Regions from separate parts of the Homo sapiens genome. Here region 2 is linked to region 1. Evidence: read pairs that join two places in POLR2A ChIA-PET (ENCODE). Cell type or tissue: A673. All regions are shown on one strand.

What was found. ChIA-PET counts read pairs that join two places held together with the same protein. Peaks named below come from ENCODE experiments on the same cell type or tissue, not always from the same donor. Only the 100,000 strongest peaks of a DNase experiment are listed, where the experiment ranks them.
Region 2: POLR2A ChIA-PET joins it to region 1 with 5 read pairs; 2 of 35 experiments call an interaction of 5 or more read pairs at or near these places.

Annotation. Positions count from the first base shown.
Region 1 is chr11:92,145,658-92,153,657 of GRCh38, reverse strand. It overlaps LOC105369429 (a long non-coding RNA gene), which reads right to left and starts at 7,249. Exons shown (of 3, transcript XR_947893.1): 1 at 7,043-7,249; 2 at 3,618-3,841; 3 at 1-87. In A673, a CTCF peak has its summit at 1,223 (motif pointing left); no DNase peak of the experiment used is centred here.
Region 2 is chr11:92,761,396-92,769,395 of GRCh38, reverse strand. It overlaps FAT3 (FAT atypical cadherin 3), which reads right to left. Exons shown (of 28, transcript NM_001367949.2): 5 at 7,226-7,540; 6 at 4,307-4,517. Among named protein-coding and RNA genes, the nearest start is that of LINC02746, 150 kb to the left of the region's middle. RefSeq lists a silencer at 3,219-3,513. In A673, a CTCF peak has its summit at 3,173; a DNase peak (open chromatin) is centred at 3,235; H3K4me3 peaks cover 1,613 bases; H3K27ac peaks cover 2,498 bases.

The sequences.
Region 1 (8,000 bases):
TGGGTCTGTTATAAGCCAGATGAGCTGAGTCCTTATTGATCCTCATAGAATCTCCGTTTCTCCATTTGTAATGTGAAGGCAATAGAGCTGTTGAGAGAATTAAATGAGATCACATATACAAAATGTCTAGCTCATAGTTATGCTTAATTGACAATAGTTTGTCCTCTTTATTTTTTCATTCAAGAAGCAGATTTTGCAAAAAGAAGATGGAGGATATGATTATTGGTTAAGATTTGGGAGAGGAGGGAGTAAGATAAACAAGTCATACAATAGGAAATAAAGGTTTCAAAGGCAGATTATGTGTGACGAAAACCTTTCTTTCTGTACTTAATAATGTCTTCTGATATTGTGGAAGGCTTCAGAGGTTAGGATATGTCTTGTTGTTTTTGGTCTTCAGTATCTGGCACAGAGCAAGCTCAGAGAAGTGCTACTACAAGTGGTGTGACTCAGGAAGCAGATTCTGATTTGGATAGTTGCCTGCAGAAACTTTATTGGGGTATGTTTTCCAGTAATGTCTATGGGGAAGGTGAAAGAAGAAGGACCAGACAGATGTCTGTACCAGCTTATATGAAATTTTGGAGCTGGGATATCCCTGCAGAATTGTCCCGAACCAGGGTAGAGTGTTCAGGCCTTGATATCACACTCAGTGACCAGTTTTAGGATGTGGGTTAACACAGGGAAAAGGAATGACTTGGGAGAGGTGGCTCTCTTCAGCTGAGGGCAAGCTTGGGAGGAGATTTATCTGTGAGCTCTTAGTTGCCATTGTGGGCTACATTGTGTTCCCTAAAAAGATATTGAAATCCTAACCCCTGAAACTTGTGAATGTGACTTTACTTGGAAATAAGGCTTTTGCAGGTGATCAAATAAAGATGTCATTAGGATGTCCCCTAATCCAATAAAAAAGGGGAGAATGGACACAGAGACATACATCTGTAGAGGGAGGATGATGTGAAGACAAGGGAGAATGCCACCTACAAGCCAAGGAGAAAAGCATGTGACAGATTTTCGGCCCTCCCATCCCTCAGAAGGAGCCAACCCTGCTGACACCCTGATTTTGAACTTCTATCCTCCAGAGCTGTGAGACAACACATTTTTGTTATTTAAGTCACTCAATATGTGGTATTTCGTTAGGGTAGTCCTGGGAAACTAATGCAGTTGCCAACACATTGAGCAGCCTGCCATCGGTGCTGCAGTCCTGAAGTGAGGCCATCTGGTGGCACACCACAGTAGTTATTACGGGAGCTCCATGGTGCTTGAGCGATAAAGTCTTCAGGTCCCAGCTTGGACCAATGCCGGGTCGTATTTTTCTACTACCTAGGAAATTGACGCATTCTTTCACCTACTGATGTCCACACACCTCCTTGCAATGAAACACTCAGCCACATATGGTTGTCTTGAGCCTGTCTTTAGAAACTGACCAAGGGAGAAGATCTGCACATGCTCAGGAAACATACTTACTCTGAAGTGCCCTAGAAAAGAGGAATATTTATAGAGAAGGGTTTCAAGTCAGGCTAGGACTGTTTTGGGGCTTACTACCACTGTTCTATTGAACAGCTTGTTCAAGGAAATGAGATTTTGAACAAATCAGTAGTCCTGGCTATGAAGAAGGAAGGAGGTACCAAAAATAAAGAATAAAAAATCTTTAAGTCGGGTGCAATGGCATGTGCCTATAGCTCCAGCTACTCAGGAGGCTGAGAAAGTAGGATTACTTGAACTCAGGAGTTTGAGACCAGCCTAGGCAACATGGCAAGACCCTGTCTCTAAAGAAGAAAGAAAGAGAGAGAGAAAGAAAGAAAGAAAAGAAAAAAGAAATAAAAGAAAAGAAAGAAATTGTGTCACAATCTTGTTCAGAGTAAATTTGTTTTTCTTTCTTTTTTTTTTTTTATTTGAAACAGGGTCACACTCTGTCGCCCAGGCTGGAGTGCAGCAGCACAACCTTGGCTCACTGCAACCACCTCTGCCTCCTGGGTTCAAGCGATTCTCCTGCCTCAGCTTCGCGAATAGCTGGGACTACAGGCCTGCGCCACCATGCCCAGCTAATTTTCATATTTTTAGTAGGCACGGGGTTTTATCATGTTGGCCAGGCTGGTCTCAAACTCCTGACCTCAAAGTGATCCACCCGCCTCGGCCTCCCAAAGTGCTGGGATTACAGGCATGAGCCACCGTGCCCGGCCCAGAGTAAATTTTTAATGAGCAATTCCTTCAGGATAGAAGAGAAATGGGGATAAATTCAAATCATTTCAGGTCGATGTTTGCTAGGACTACATGCATCTTCTGTATTATCTTTGGATTTTGCATAGCTTTACAAAAGCAGGTGATGTGTCTCTGTGACTTATTTCTGTCGTCTCAACACTAACAGGATGAACTACACTGGAGATTGAAGAAGCTTTTTTTTGTTGTCAACCACAAAACTTAGAGCCAGGGGGTATATGAAATCAGATTACATGACACTCTTGTCTTTTTCATGCAACTTGTGGGTATTAGCTACATTCTTCTTCCATTAACAGAACAGTGGGAGAGGAGGAATCTGTTATCTCACTCATGTTAACACTAAATTGTCATCAGAATTTGAATTGTAAAATTTTTATTTCTGGTCAGAGGCAGGATGAAAACCACTTGTTTTTATAAACTGCACTTCAGGTAAATACTCAGGCTTTGAGTTTGAAATAGGTAATTGTTAAATGGATATTGAAGGCATGATTAAAGACCTTCATTATTTGCACATTTTCATCTTTGGATTGTATATACACTCACACCCATTAAAGGAACCATACAACTTAGTGTAGAAAGGCCCAAATTCCATCCCTTGCTGCAAACCACATAACACAGCAGCACAGATTCAGTACAAGCACATAGTAGGTGCTCAGTAAAGATCTTCTGAAGGAAAATCTGTGCTGCAAAATAAAAACAAGTGTCCCGAAAGAAATATGTCAAGTCTCTACTAAAATTTCTCTTTCAGGAAAGTAGATCAATCTCTTAGATGGTGTTTGACTCAGATACCCCATGTTTCCTTTTACTATACTTCATTTCGCATGTCCTCTCAGAAGTCCAGAAGTGCCTGGAATTTATTTCCTAAGTGGGGAGGAGGCAGGATTGTGAGAGTCCAGATCTCACTGTTTAAGGTAAGGGAAATCTGGTAGTAACTTTCCTTAAGGCTTCAGTCTGGAGCTAGCTACTCTTAGCAGGATTTTGCCAGGGATCTCACCTTTGCTGAGCTGCTTCTTGTCCCATTCTGTTCCCCAATTCCATTGTGTATTTATTCTCATCTCAGAAAACCCTAACCTAAAAGCATTCTCTCTTGATTCCTGGTTCATCTCAAAGAACTGCCCCATTTTTCTGCTCCCTTTCACAACAGTTTTGCAGTCTTCCTGCATCTAATTCTTTTCTCCTTCCTTGCTCAAACCACTCAATACAGTTTTCCACACTAAACACTCGACTGAAACTCCTCTTCTCAAGATCACCAGCGACCTCTATCTGGCTGAATTCAATGGCTACTTCTTGTTCTCATTGTACAGGACTTCTAAGCAGTATCTAGATAATCTGACCATCCCCTTCTTAGGGAAATGCTCTCTTTTCTTGTCTTTCTTGATACCACCCTCCCACAGTTTTCTTGTTACCTCATTGGTCATTCCTTCTTCACCTTTGAGCTGGTTCCTTCTTGGTTGGCCTATTAGATGTTGGAATACATAATGGCTTAGATCTTGGTCTCTTCCTTTCTCCTTCTATGCTGTGTTTCTTGGATATGCTGGAGACTGCCCAATTTGTGCCTCTTCCCCTGATTCTTCCATTAAAACTTGACTGTATATCTACAGACTGCTTCACTTGTGTATTTAATATGCGTCTAAAACGAAAAAGCCCAAGAGAGAACTGCTGTTTCTGTATGGCAATACCACTTAACAAACACAATGAAAAATTCTTTTTTACTCAGTTTTCCAGGTCTTCGTAAATATATCACTTTCCAATATGCTGCCCAAACTGGAAAAAGGAGGCATTTCTCATTTCTCTATTCTGCCCTCCCTACCACATAGAATAGATCAGATAATCCCATCGACCATGTCGCTGCAATGTATTTCGAATCTGACTCTCTTCTCTTCATCTCCACTGCTACTACCCAGTTCTTGTCATCATCTTTAATTACCCAGATGACTGAATTCATCTACAAACTGGTCTCTCACTTCCTTTGTTGTCCACTTACTCTTCTCATCCCCTCCCTAAATCATCCTTGTAATACATAATAAGATTACACTAATTCCTTTGCTTAAAACCCTCTGTGGCTTCTTTTCACCCTGAAAATAAAATCTAAAACCCTTGCCCAATTTATAACCCTTGCTTACCTTCTGATTCTTCCCTATTCCCTTAGATTCAGTCATTCTGAACTTGTTTCTCTGCTGGCACGTGACAATCCTTAAAGTCTAGTGCTTGCAGTTCTTCCACATACCATATTCTAGACTGAGATCTTTTCAAGACTGATCCTACTATAGGTGGGAAGCATTTGCCTCAGGCAAACTCCTCCAACTGTTGTAAAACTGAATTCTGTATCCAAGGAGTTTCCACCAATAGTCTAAAGTGTTTAGGATCATTCCAGCCAAGCTAGAATAAACTTGAGCTTCTAATTTGGATCTTAAAACCCAGAGATGGGTTTGTATTGTATAGACTTCTCCAGATTCTTAGCCCTGCCATATCGACCTGTGGTTAGACTTCCATTTGTTGTCAAAAAAGTCTGTTCTTATTTATTGTGAGGTTCTGAAAAGCAGAGACTGTACCACTCATCTGGAAAACTGACACAGCATATGACACCTGTTCAGAAGATGCTCAAAAAGGGTTTACTCTATAATGTAAAGACCAGTGAAGATTGGATTCTGTGATTAGCTTTGAAATTTATGTAACTTTCAAAATTACTCTGAGCTTAACTTTCTTTATATGCACTTTATACAAATGTGGTAAAGACTGAATGAGATAGTGGATATCAAAGTTTTACCACATGGCTGGTACACAGTAGACATTAGAGAAGTCTTCATTTCTCCCTTTCTCCCTCCATATCTTCTCTTCTTAATAGTTTCTTCCTACTGTAGATTTACCTATCATTGCAACCTCAGTGCTAAGCATAGGACTTACATTTTTTTCTTTCTTCATTCCTCTTAATGTTTCCTTCCTTCTCAGCTTTCTCTATTTTAGCCTTTTTCTTTACCATCTCCTTTTCCTCTTTTCTATTCTTCTCTTCTATCCAATATTGAACTAACCTATACTTTTCTCTTCTTTCTCCTTTGCCTTTCTTAAAGTTTAACATTAACACTTACTCCCTCTAACCTACAAAAAAGAGAGGTAGTGGAGACTGTGCTCTTTAGTCAGATCCTAAGTACCAGTTCTCTGTCTGTCTCCGAGAAAAAAAAAAAAAATCTGTGCACTGGAGCTTGTCTTCTACTCCCTACTGAGACAAAAGTGCTTCCCAAGCTCATGCAACCCACATGTTAAAATATTAATAGAAAAAAAAAAACCCAGCAAGGCAAGGGTCACAGCAGTTTGGGCATGAGACCAGCAGGTCTTTTGGAGCCCTCTTCTGTGTGGAGCCAATGGGAAGACTGACATTTAGCGTGCCTCCACACAGAGATGCAGATGGCTTCTAAGCCTATTTCAGTGAACATACGAGGAAGTGGGTGGGGGAGACTGGAAAGAGCCACAATTCCTATCCATGGCATCAAAATGCCAAGAACTGAAGACAATTAAAAATGGATAACTTGAGGGAAAGCACAGAGAGAGACAGTTTGAGTTTTATTAAAATGCATTGAAAACTTTTTTTGTTTTTGGGAAAAAGAATGAAAAATTATTTTGATCTGTTTTTAAGTTAAAGAAAAGAAATATCCTTCAACATTGGCCTCTTCTAAATAGGTTTAGTAGGTAAAAATAAATGCAATCAAATTTCTGACAGTATTTTCCTTTAAAAAGATGCAAATAAATTTGTAATACAGTCAAGCTCCAAAATAACAGATTGAAATACTCAAGATTATAAATTCAAATTTTTTTCCATTGAAATGGCATTTCAATTTCCTTCCCTGGAATACCTTGGGTGGGGGGTCACTATCTTTAAATGCTTTCTGGTTTTCTATTTTTTTTTTCTTTGAGTGGTGGATTCTAGCTGAAACAGTTACAAACAGTTAAGTATATTTGATTAGAGATCACTTGGGATTCATCATCACTTGGGATACTTCATATATGGACAGTATCCATATATGAAGATGAAAAATCTACAAGCTAGAGGTAATTTATTATTTTCTCATAAGCATTTGCATTTATAAAAGTATGTTCTTGCTGGGCGTGGTGGCTCACACCTGTAATCCCAGCACTTTGGGAGGCCGGGGTGGGCGGATCACGAGGTCAGGAGATCGAGACCATCCTGGCTAACACGGTGAAACTCCATCTCTACTAAAAATACAAAAAATTAGCCGGGCGTGGTGTCGGGCGCCTGTAGTCACAGCTACTCGGGAGGCTGAGGCAGGAGAATGGCATGAACTCAGGAGGCAGAGCTTGCAGTGAGCCAGGATGGGGCCACTGCATTCCAGCCTGGGTGACAGAGCAAGACTCCGTCTCAAAAAAAAAAATATTCTTTTATTGTTGGTTCTTACTTTGCCATTACACAGCTTACTAGCTCATCTTTATACTCTAGTGTTTAAGAGCTTAAGCTCAACAGCTATATTTCCCTATATTTTATTTTGGGTCAAATCCCATCCATCACTTACTAGGTGAGTGACTTTGGTCAAATTACTTACTGCTTTCAGCCTCACTATATTCATCCATAGGATGTGGATATTAATATTTGCCCCGTAAGGTCTTTGTGAAAATGACATATGATTCAGCATATAAGGCCTTGAGGATGTCAGAAAGATGGCAGAATCAGAATTTTCAACCTTTGTATCCTGACAGAAACACTGATTTTGACAACCATCCGTGGAGAAGAGCCCAGGAGTTAAGCAGAGATGTCCTGGCATTCTATTGGAAGAAACAAATTTGTGAGTAGGCACACTGAAGAGCATAAGAACAGTTTTACCCTGCCCACATCACTCCTCCCGAAGGTAGCACAGTTCATTGCCAATACAGATCCTCTCAATTTATGAATTTATCCACGGGGGAAAGTGAGAGAGTAGTTGAGTGTCTGCTTCTCTAGCCATGCAGCTTCCTGCCCAAAGGCCCACTTCTTTCTCTCTGCACTCAGAATACTGAGGGGATCAGCATGGCTGAATAGTCTGGGGGCAGGTAGGAGCAGGGAAATGGGGTGGGGCCTCACAGCAACCAGGCATGGAATACAACAAAGGGCCATGGTTTCTACTAACTGCCTTATGACTTCACAAGAGGCCTACCCATTTATCTAGTAGGATGTATCACCTGCATCTTTCCCACCAACACACCCATGCATGCCCCACTGCTCTGTGTGCCCTCCCCTTTTACCATAGCTATTGTGAGTACGCCCCTGCAGACCATGCAGGTGTACACACAGACAACTAGCGCCAACTATGCTGGCTTGAAAAAAGATGCTTAACCTTGACCACTTCAAGATACTACCTTAGGGAAATGAAATGGTAAACTCTCCACACTCAGCCTAGTTTTGTGGAATTGAGAAAAAGCACACAATCCTAAGACTTCCCCCTCCCAAAAGTAACAAAAGGAGTGGAGAGGGTACATCCATAGAAAAATCCTGAAAGACCACAGGAATACCCAGGCAGTCTGACTGATGAAAGTCTTTTTCTCCCAAAGCCAGTCAAACAAAAACCAAAACAAACAAACAAACAAAAAACTGGAAGAGGTGACTGCTTCCTCAGCTGTGAATACTGCAGCAGGAGACTTCAAGGAGCATGAAAAATCAATGACTGAAAGAACACAGTAATTGTTCAGTAACTTAACCCCCGAAATTAGAAATCTATAAACTGCCTGACAATTTGAAATAATTATTTTAAGGGAGTTCGGTGAGTTATAAAAGAACACAGACTGCTCATTGAAATCAGGAAAAC
Region 2 (8,000 bases), 620 kb before region 1:
GTGATAAAGCCACAAAGGATTATGGGTTATTTGTGTTCCCTTCACTTTCTTTCCCTTTTAACACAGAGAAGGAACATGCTGTGCGTTGGGCTGTTTAAACACAGAACAGCTGAACTTTATTATGTTTCCTTTTAATTACAGCTTTCTTAACTCAGTTACAAGTAGGGCTTCTGTTTCTGGAAGCTGAAAAGTCTCACTGCATAATATTGTAAGCAGTGGTCTCCTTGGAGGCACAAGAAAGTGTGTGACAGATCCTCGATGCAAGGGTCCAGGCTTGGAACAAAATCTTGCTTGCTACCCAGCTTTTGTGAATTCATATCATGGTGGGAGACAAAGAAATGCAGTTAAGCAAGAATTGGCTAGATTTGGAAATGCAGAAATGGGGCGACTTTACTCTCAGGGGAAAAGCATGCTGAAACACTATTTCTGCTCACTTAATGAGAATTTATTAGTTATAGCATTAGTAAGCTGTAAGTGTCATGCCAAGATGATGTCTTCTCTGTAACTCAGTGTCTCTTTAGGTGTCTGCAAGCACTGGGTCTATTAATGGAGCCAAATTCTCACTCCCTTGGAAGAGTCATAGAGTATTTACCTAGGCAAGGCCCATACTTATATCTGAGACCTCATTTCAGATCCATGCTGATATTACATACCTAGTGCCTATTCCAGGCATTCACTGCTATGTTTCTTAAGCATTGAGGCGCATTGTTCCCTCTTTCCTCTGTATGTTAGCTTGGCCAAAAAAGATGCTTACGTAAGGAGGAAGGGAACAGAGAGATGAGAGTTTCCATGGCTGAAGATAAATAAGCAGGAAATCTTGAGAGCGAGACTAAAACATCTGAATATGATAAAGGAAACAATAGGTATTTAAAGAAGGGGAAAGATGTTGTCAGCAGATTGAGAAAAAATGACTCTGATGGATTAGAAAGATTTTCAAAAGGAGGATTTGGTGGAACGTGGACCATATCAATACTGAAGTAACCAGCACCTGGGAAAAGGATTTTACTTCTGCGCTGAAATAAAGATTTGGTGTTTCAAGATGTTGTTGGCTGGATGTGGGGATGGAAATAAAATCATGTTCTGTTTGGGCATCTGGCCCAGTAAGTTCAATTTGGAAAAGAAGCTTGGCTAGATGTTACCTGATTTACAGTGAAATCTCTGTGATGGAAGCATCCAGACCAGAGGGACAACCCTGTAGGTCCTCATTCAGAGACCTACAAGTGCACTGAAACTGAAGGCAGTCTCTAGGAAAAGTATAGCATTTAGAAATACACCAATGAAGAAACATGAAAACTGATGCCATGTTCTTGATGATGGATCCTGGGTCTATATTTAAGGTAGCTTAAAGGGACTCCTTCCAGGGAGAGCTCTCATCTGTAAACTGCCTCTCTCTTCTTGGACCAATGATGTTTCTATTTTGTCAAAGGTGCATAGTGTGTAGGTTGCCGTGGCCAGTAGCACAGTGGAAGGTCACACTGACTCTGAGTAGGTTCCAGGAGGCATCAGTAGGGTTAGCATAGTGGCTGCCTGGGGTATCTCCATCATTCACCATAGTTTATTCCACTCATCCTGGGTTGGTAGCAACAGAGGTTTTGGCAGGAGGAAGGAATGAGGACACATGGGCCTTAACCATAGGGGTTAAGAGTGGAGACAGGATAAGCACAAATGAAAACATACAGCAGCACTCATCATGCTGACATGAGAAACTTGCAAATCAGGTTACATGCAGTACTGCTAGGTATGCTTACCTACAGACAGTCACACACACACATGCAGGAATGATGAAGAGTTGCAAGCCTGACCTGGATAACTAGGGTCAGGCAGCTGGTGAGACTGACCATTACAGAAAGGCATGCCAGTAGGATTTCAAAAGCAGAGTACAAGTGAGGGCATCCCAGGGCACATGGGTGGTAGGTGGGATGTACTACGGGTCAGCAGGTTGAGTGCATGGATCATGCCAGGGAGAGATGTGACACTGTCAGGCTGTAGAGGTGCTTGGACACTGGAGTGTTCAAGGAGGAGGGAGAAAAATCAGTGGCTGATGAGAAAGGGCAACTCATCTAATCTCAGGACAGCACACTAGACATTCTGTTGCCTATTCGGTTTCTGCTGCATTCTCCTTTAGGCTTTTTTTTTTTTTTTTTGAGACAGAGTCTTGCTCTGTTGCCCAGGCTGCTGGAGTACAGTGATGCAATCTTGGCTCACTGCAACCTCCACCTCCCGGGTTCAAGCAATTCTCCTGCCTCAGCCTCCCCAGTAGCTGGGATTACAGGCGCCCGCCATCATGCCCAGCTAATTTTTGTATTTTTAGTAGAGATGGGGTTTCGCCATGTTGGACACGTTGGTCTCGAACTTCTGACCTCAAGTGATCCACCCACCTCAGCCTCCCCAAGTGTTGAGATTACAGGCGTGAGCCACTGTGCCCGGCTAAAAATCACTATTGCACATGTCTCTGGACACCTGGCACTAAGGGCACGTGTAAGAACTGAATTGCACTTTCTGTGACTCTGGGGGTGGAAGTGAAGAAATCATTAAAGGTGACTGTACAGAAAACCAGACCATGACTACGTGCAACCCTTTGTGGTGCCAAGAAAGAAGAAACTGCATCAGATAATATCTTAATGAGCTGAAAATTACTAAGAAGATAAAGAAATGGAGACCCCTTTCATGGATCAGAAGAAGTTTCATTTCAAATATGTTGAGTAGCAATGAAGAAAGAAGTGAAAGCTTGCTGTGAGGATGCCCATGTACACGATGGCATGATTAATACCAAGTAAGTAAAACAAAAATGTTCCACCATCATTTCATCAAATGAAACACGTAGAAAACAGCTCTTTGCTTTTTTGGAAGTTCAGAGGACTCTCTATAGAGGTTTGACTGCGGGCCATGGGGCGTTCTTTTTCTGTGCCTTGTTAAAACCGCTGTGGAACTTTCTAAATGCTTTTCCCAAGTACAGCCATTCCTGGGGGGGAGAGGCAGGTTCCTGCCCATCCTATCCAGGCAGTGCCATGGGGAAGGAAATGATTCCCCCAGACCGACTCTCTCCTGGATCCCCTGCCTCCCACAGAGAAGCGTGGGAAGTCAGCTTTAGCTCAACCCAGTGTCGGATTGGGCGACACACACTCTCCCCTCTGTTTTAGCAACAGCCTGTTTTGTTTCCTGGTCCTCGGCACTCATTTCCTCTCCAGCGCCTCTCCCTGCTGGTTTGTCAAGGGCCATAGGGCTGTTTTGCCCTTTCCTTTTGCAGCCTGGCGTGCTTGCTTGCTTTCTTTCAAGGAATTTAAAGGTTGGCTCCCAGGGTCTATCCTGCATGCTTCCATCTGCTTCCTCTATTCGGCTTGCGGGGGAGGCTGACTGGCTATATATCTAGGTTCCATTTCCTGCCCTTCCTCTTATGGACGACAGCCAGGGGACTCTCCTGATGGGGCTTTTGGTGCATGAATGGTACTACCGCTGCAAAACAGAGGGGCTGAAATACATTTTAATTTCTTTTTCCATTGGAAAAGGCCCAGTTAAATAAACCAACCTACAAAAAGATAAAAACAAAACAACAAAAAGCCCACATACCTCAAAAGCAAAGAAATAAAAGTCAAAACAACCCCCCCCTCAAAAAAAATCCAAACCCTATCAAACCTCAAACAAAGAAGTCATTGGATACGAGTAATGCAATAGTTGTTAGAGGCATATATGAAATCTGTGGGCTGCACTTCAGCCTGTCACAGGCAGTTATGAAAGATGTAATTCAATTTGCTTTAAAAAAAAACCGTAAAAGGCAGATTGGATAGCTGTATTTTAGCAAATGTGTTTGCACTAAGGGTACCTTCTGTTGAACAGTTCTGCCCACAAGCTGTCTGTAGAATATAGAACATCTCTCGAGCATGCTTGCCACCTTGAAGCAGGGCAGTCGGGAGCAGAAAAAAAAAAGAACAGAATGCAGAAAAAAGGTGAAGAAAAAGAGAGAAATGAAGGACAGCAAGTCTAGTACCATCAATACATTTAGAAATGAGATTAGCCAAGTGTGACAATAGAATTTAAATGACACACAGAAAGACATTAAGATTGCAGTAAATAACGTACTATGGAAAATCCAGCCAGAGAGCACTTTCGGTTCAGCTTAGCTACAGAGTTGGAACGAAAGCACAGGTCGATTATTCACTTTACTGGCTCTTTTGCATTCCAGCACTATACATCTTTTAATCTTGGCACTAATTGTTAGTTTTTTGCTTTCTTTCTTTTTTTTTTTTTTCCTAGTTGCTTCAGTCAATTATTACATTGCATGATACTGCTCTGTAAGACTCGAACTTACCAACTATGTCAAACCACAGAGGGGTGTTAGCTGGCTGCACAGACACCACCCCTACAATTTCAGTCACTCTATCACTTTCCATGACTGTGAAGTTATAAAACGGCTCATCGAAGGTCAATGGTATAGGTGAAGGGGGTGGTTTCTTAATCCATTCAATGTGGAGGCGGGCCGTGGAGGATTTCTGTGGGCGCCCATTGTCCACTGCCTTTATCTACTCACACAGGGAGAGAAGAGAAAGATGTCTCAGACCTCTGATTGTTGTAGAGTTTGGATCTGTCACTCATGTTGCTGGGCCAAGAGTCCATCTTCAACACAGTGTCAGCAAGGGGAAGAAAGGAGCAGAGGTCTGGGGAGTAAAGACTTGGGAATGGAGGGGAACAACCCAGTCATGTGCAGACCTTGCACCATGTTTGCCAGAGGCTCTCTGGACCACAGTCAACTTTACAGATATTGAGACCTTGAAAGACAAATGCTGCACTTACAGTTTGTGGTGATTTGTGGGCCTGAATAATAGTTATATGAATAGAAATAGCTAATTTGATTCCTGAGAGCATGATCCTAAGCCTCACCTCTGGTGGTGATATGTGAAAGGGAAGAAAGTGCATTGTGAAACCTTATATATGTGTGAATGATACGTGCAGAAGTGTGTGTGTGCATGTGTATGTGTGTGGTTGTGTTTTGCAGTGTGTGGTTGTGTTTCGCAGCTCCTCCCTTCTGCTATATGTGATTGATAGCAGCACAGGATCCCAGGAGCAAGATAGAGTGGGCTGGGAAAGGGAGCAGCCTGGAGCTAGCTGCCTTGAGGCCCTTCAGTTTTGCCACCTGCAAAAAGGTAACAGAGAACTCTCTCGATAGCACAGTCCCTGGAGGCAGCGTGGAAGGGAAGACAGGGCTAATGACTCTCCTCTGTGGTCACAATTAGCTGATATAAGGGCTGAGGAAGCAAGTCTCCCTCCCCAGCTGGGCAGGGTGAAGAGTCCAGGTGAACCCTGGACTCAAATGGGAGGGTCAAAAGCTTCAAGAAGCAAAAGCCAAAGCAAAACAAAAATAAAAATAAATTTTTAAAAGGACTTTCAAGTATTACATTTAAAAAATAACATTTATAGGAACATAACTGATAGCTATAGCCCTTCGAAACAGTGACAATGCATAGCACCCTCATGCTATGTGTTCATGGATGATTGCTTTGCCCTAGAAACTCCCTGCGGGGTGAGAAAACTTGAGGATACATGTCTTAAGCCAGGTTCCCCCAGGAGCTAAGACAGGCATTTGAGTACAAATGGTTTTTTTTGGTGGGGAAGTGCTCTCAGGAGAAAGAGAATAGAGATCAGGGTGGGCAGGGTAGGAGTTAAACCAGGATGTGGTCCTGGCTGACCAGAGGGATCCCATGGGGAGCTCTGAACCATTAATTGCACCAGAATTGAATCCACTTTGAGGCAAGGGGATTGGACTTTTGCATCTGGGTGTCAGTCAGCCAGTGGCTGTGGGCTGCTAGACTGGAGGCTGGGAATGTAGACTCTCTTTCACCAAGAATCATCCAAGGATGATTCTCTGGAGAACAGGGCAGCTGTGAGCCATTGACAGCCAATACTTGCAGTCTGAGAATGGGATTGGGGCAGGACACCAACAGTATCCACTTGAATCTATCCAGTCCTCAGATTCCCAAACTGCAAGTCTCACATAGCTGCAATGGCACACAGCACATCAGAGCTTCTAACAGTAGATACAGAGCTGGTGTTTTACTATATTTTTTTTCTCTGCCCACTGTTCTGGACACATAACCGAGCACAGCAAGGAGCCCACGTCTAGACCACAGGAGAGAAAGGATAAATCAAGGGACTCAGGCCATCGTTTAAAATAATAAAGGACAGACCTAGCAGAGAAGGATAAAGACAAAGAAAAGAGTGGTGGATGGTGCCTTTTTTTTTTTTGAGACAGAGTCTTGCTCTGTCACCCGGGCTGGAGTGCAGTGGCGTGGTCTTGGCTCACTGCAACCTCTGCCTCCCGGGTTCAAGCGTTTCTCCTGCTTCAGCCTCCTGAGCAGCTGGGATTACAGGCACACACCACCATGCCCAGCTAATTTTTTATATTTTTGGTAGAGACGGGGTTTTACCATGTTGGCCAGGCTGGTCTCAAACTCCTGACCTCAAGTGATCCGCCTGCCTCGGCCTCCCAAAGTGCTGGGATTACAGGCATGAACCACCGTGACTTTGTTGGGACCCTGGACCATGCTCATTGCTCGTAAGGATACCAGCTGCCTTTCTGGAATAGGTACTACCTGGCTAAAGTGGTTGGGATCAGGGGAGCACACTGGCACTGTAGATACAGGAGCTTTAAGTTTCTACATGACATGGTGCCCGTGCTTGTTTTTACTTTTCTAATTTAATAAAAAATTCAGTCACTTTATACTTGAGTTTTTTCAGTTTTTATGGAATAAACATCATTGTGATTTGTGTCTCACAATTTACACAGCTATATCCATGCTCTATCACATTGTTGATAATTTCAAAAGTTGTTTTCTATGGGAAGTCTCGGGGACATGTTGAGAGATATGTTCAGTGGTGGGTAGGATGTGTTGCCCTGCTGTTCCCCTACCGCTAGTTTGCATCTATGTTCAGCACTTTGAGGATGATTTAGGGCTGCAGAAAGAGTGGTTGAGTATGTGGTGAAACAGGCTGTGGCCTGGGAATGGGGGAAAATGCTGACAGGACACAACCAAAGGAAATTGTCTCGTCATTTAAGAATATCAATGAAACAGGCAAGAGTTCTCACCTGCACTTGCCTCCCAGAAAGAACCCTTCCACAGCTGTGTGGCTTCACTTTTTACTCTAAAGATTTATTGCTCAAAGGAGTATACTTGAATAAGAACATAACCACTTCCCCCCATCTGCTGTGCTGCTGGAGTTTGGAAGATCTTACCGTTAGGATGTCATAACTGCCTGCTGTAAACTGCTTTCTAGAAGAAACCATCCCAGTTTTAGGGTCAATAAAGAACTTTCCGTCATCATTCCCATCCACAATACTGTAGGAGATTTCTGCGTTGGGGCCCTCATCTCTATCAAATGCAAAAGCCCTGTAAATCGGTTCTCCTCTCTTCTTTCGGTCACGTTCTGGCAGCTTGATCTGGTAGACCTTCTCTGGGAACTGGGGCTTGTTGTCATTTTCATCTAGAACCTGAACCACCACCCAAATGGTTGACTGTTTTGGAGAGGGACCACCATCTGTCACAGTCACCTGAAAAAGAGAGTATGATGTGATCAGAAAGGAGAAAATTATTCTTGCTATTACATGTTAACCTATGGGTGTTTCTTCTAATGCACGGACAATGCTATCCTATCCAAATTCTTTTAGTATTCATTTTCTTCTCTTTTTTCATCTTTCTATAGATTGAATTGTGTCCCCCTTAAAATTCATATATTGATGCTCTAACTGCCCATATGTGGTTATTAAGGTTAAATGAGATCATAAGGATTGAGTCCTGATCTGACAGAACTCATGTCCCTATAAAAGACAAAGAAACACTAGAGATCCCAATCTCTCTCTGCCATGTGAACACACAAAAGAAGGTAGCTGTCTGCAAGCCAGGAAGAGAGCCCACACCACAAAATGAGCCCTGCTGGAATGTTGACCTTGGACTTTCCAGTCTTCATGCTATAGTCTGAATGTAACCCTTCAAAATTCATATGTTAAAACC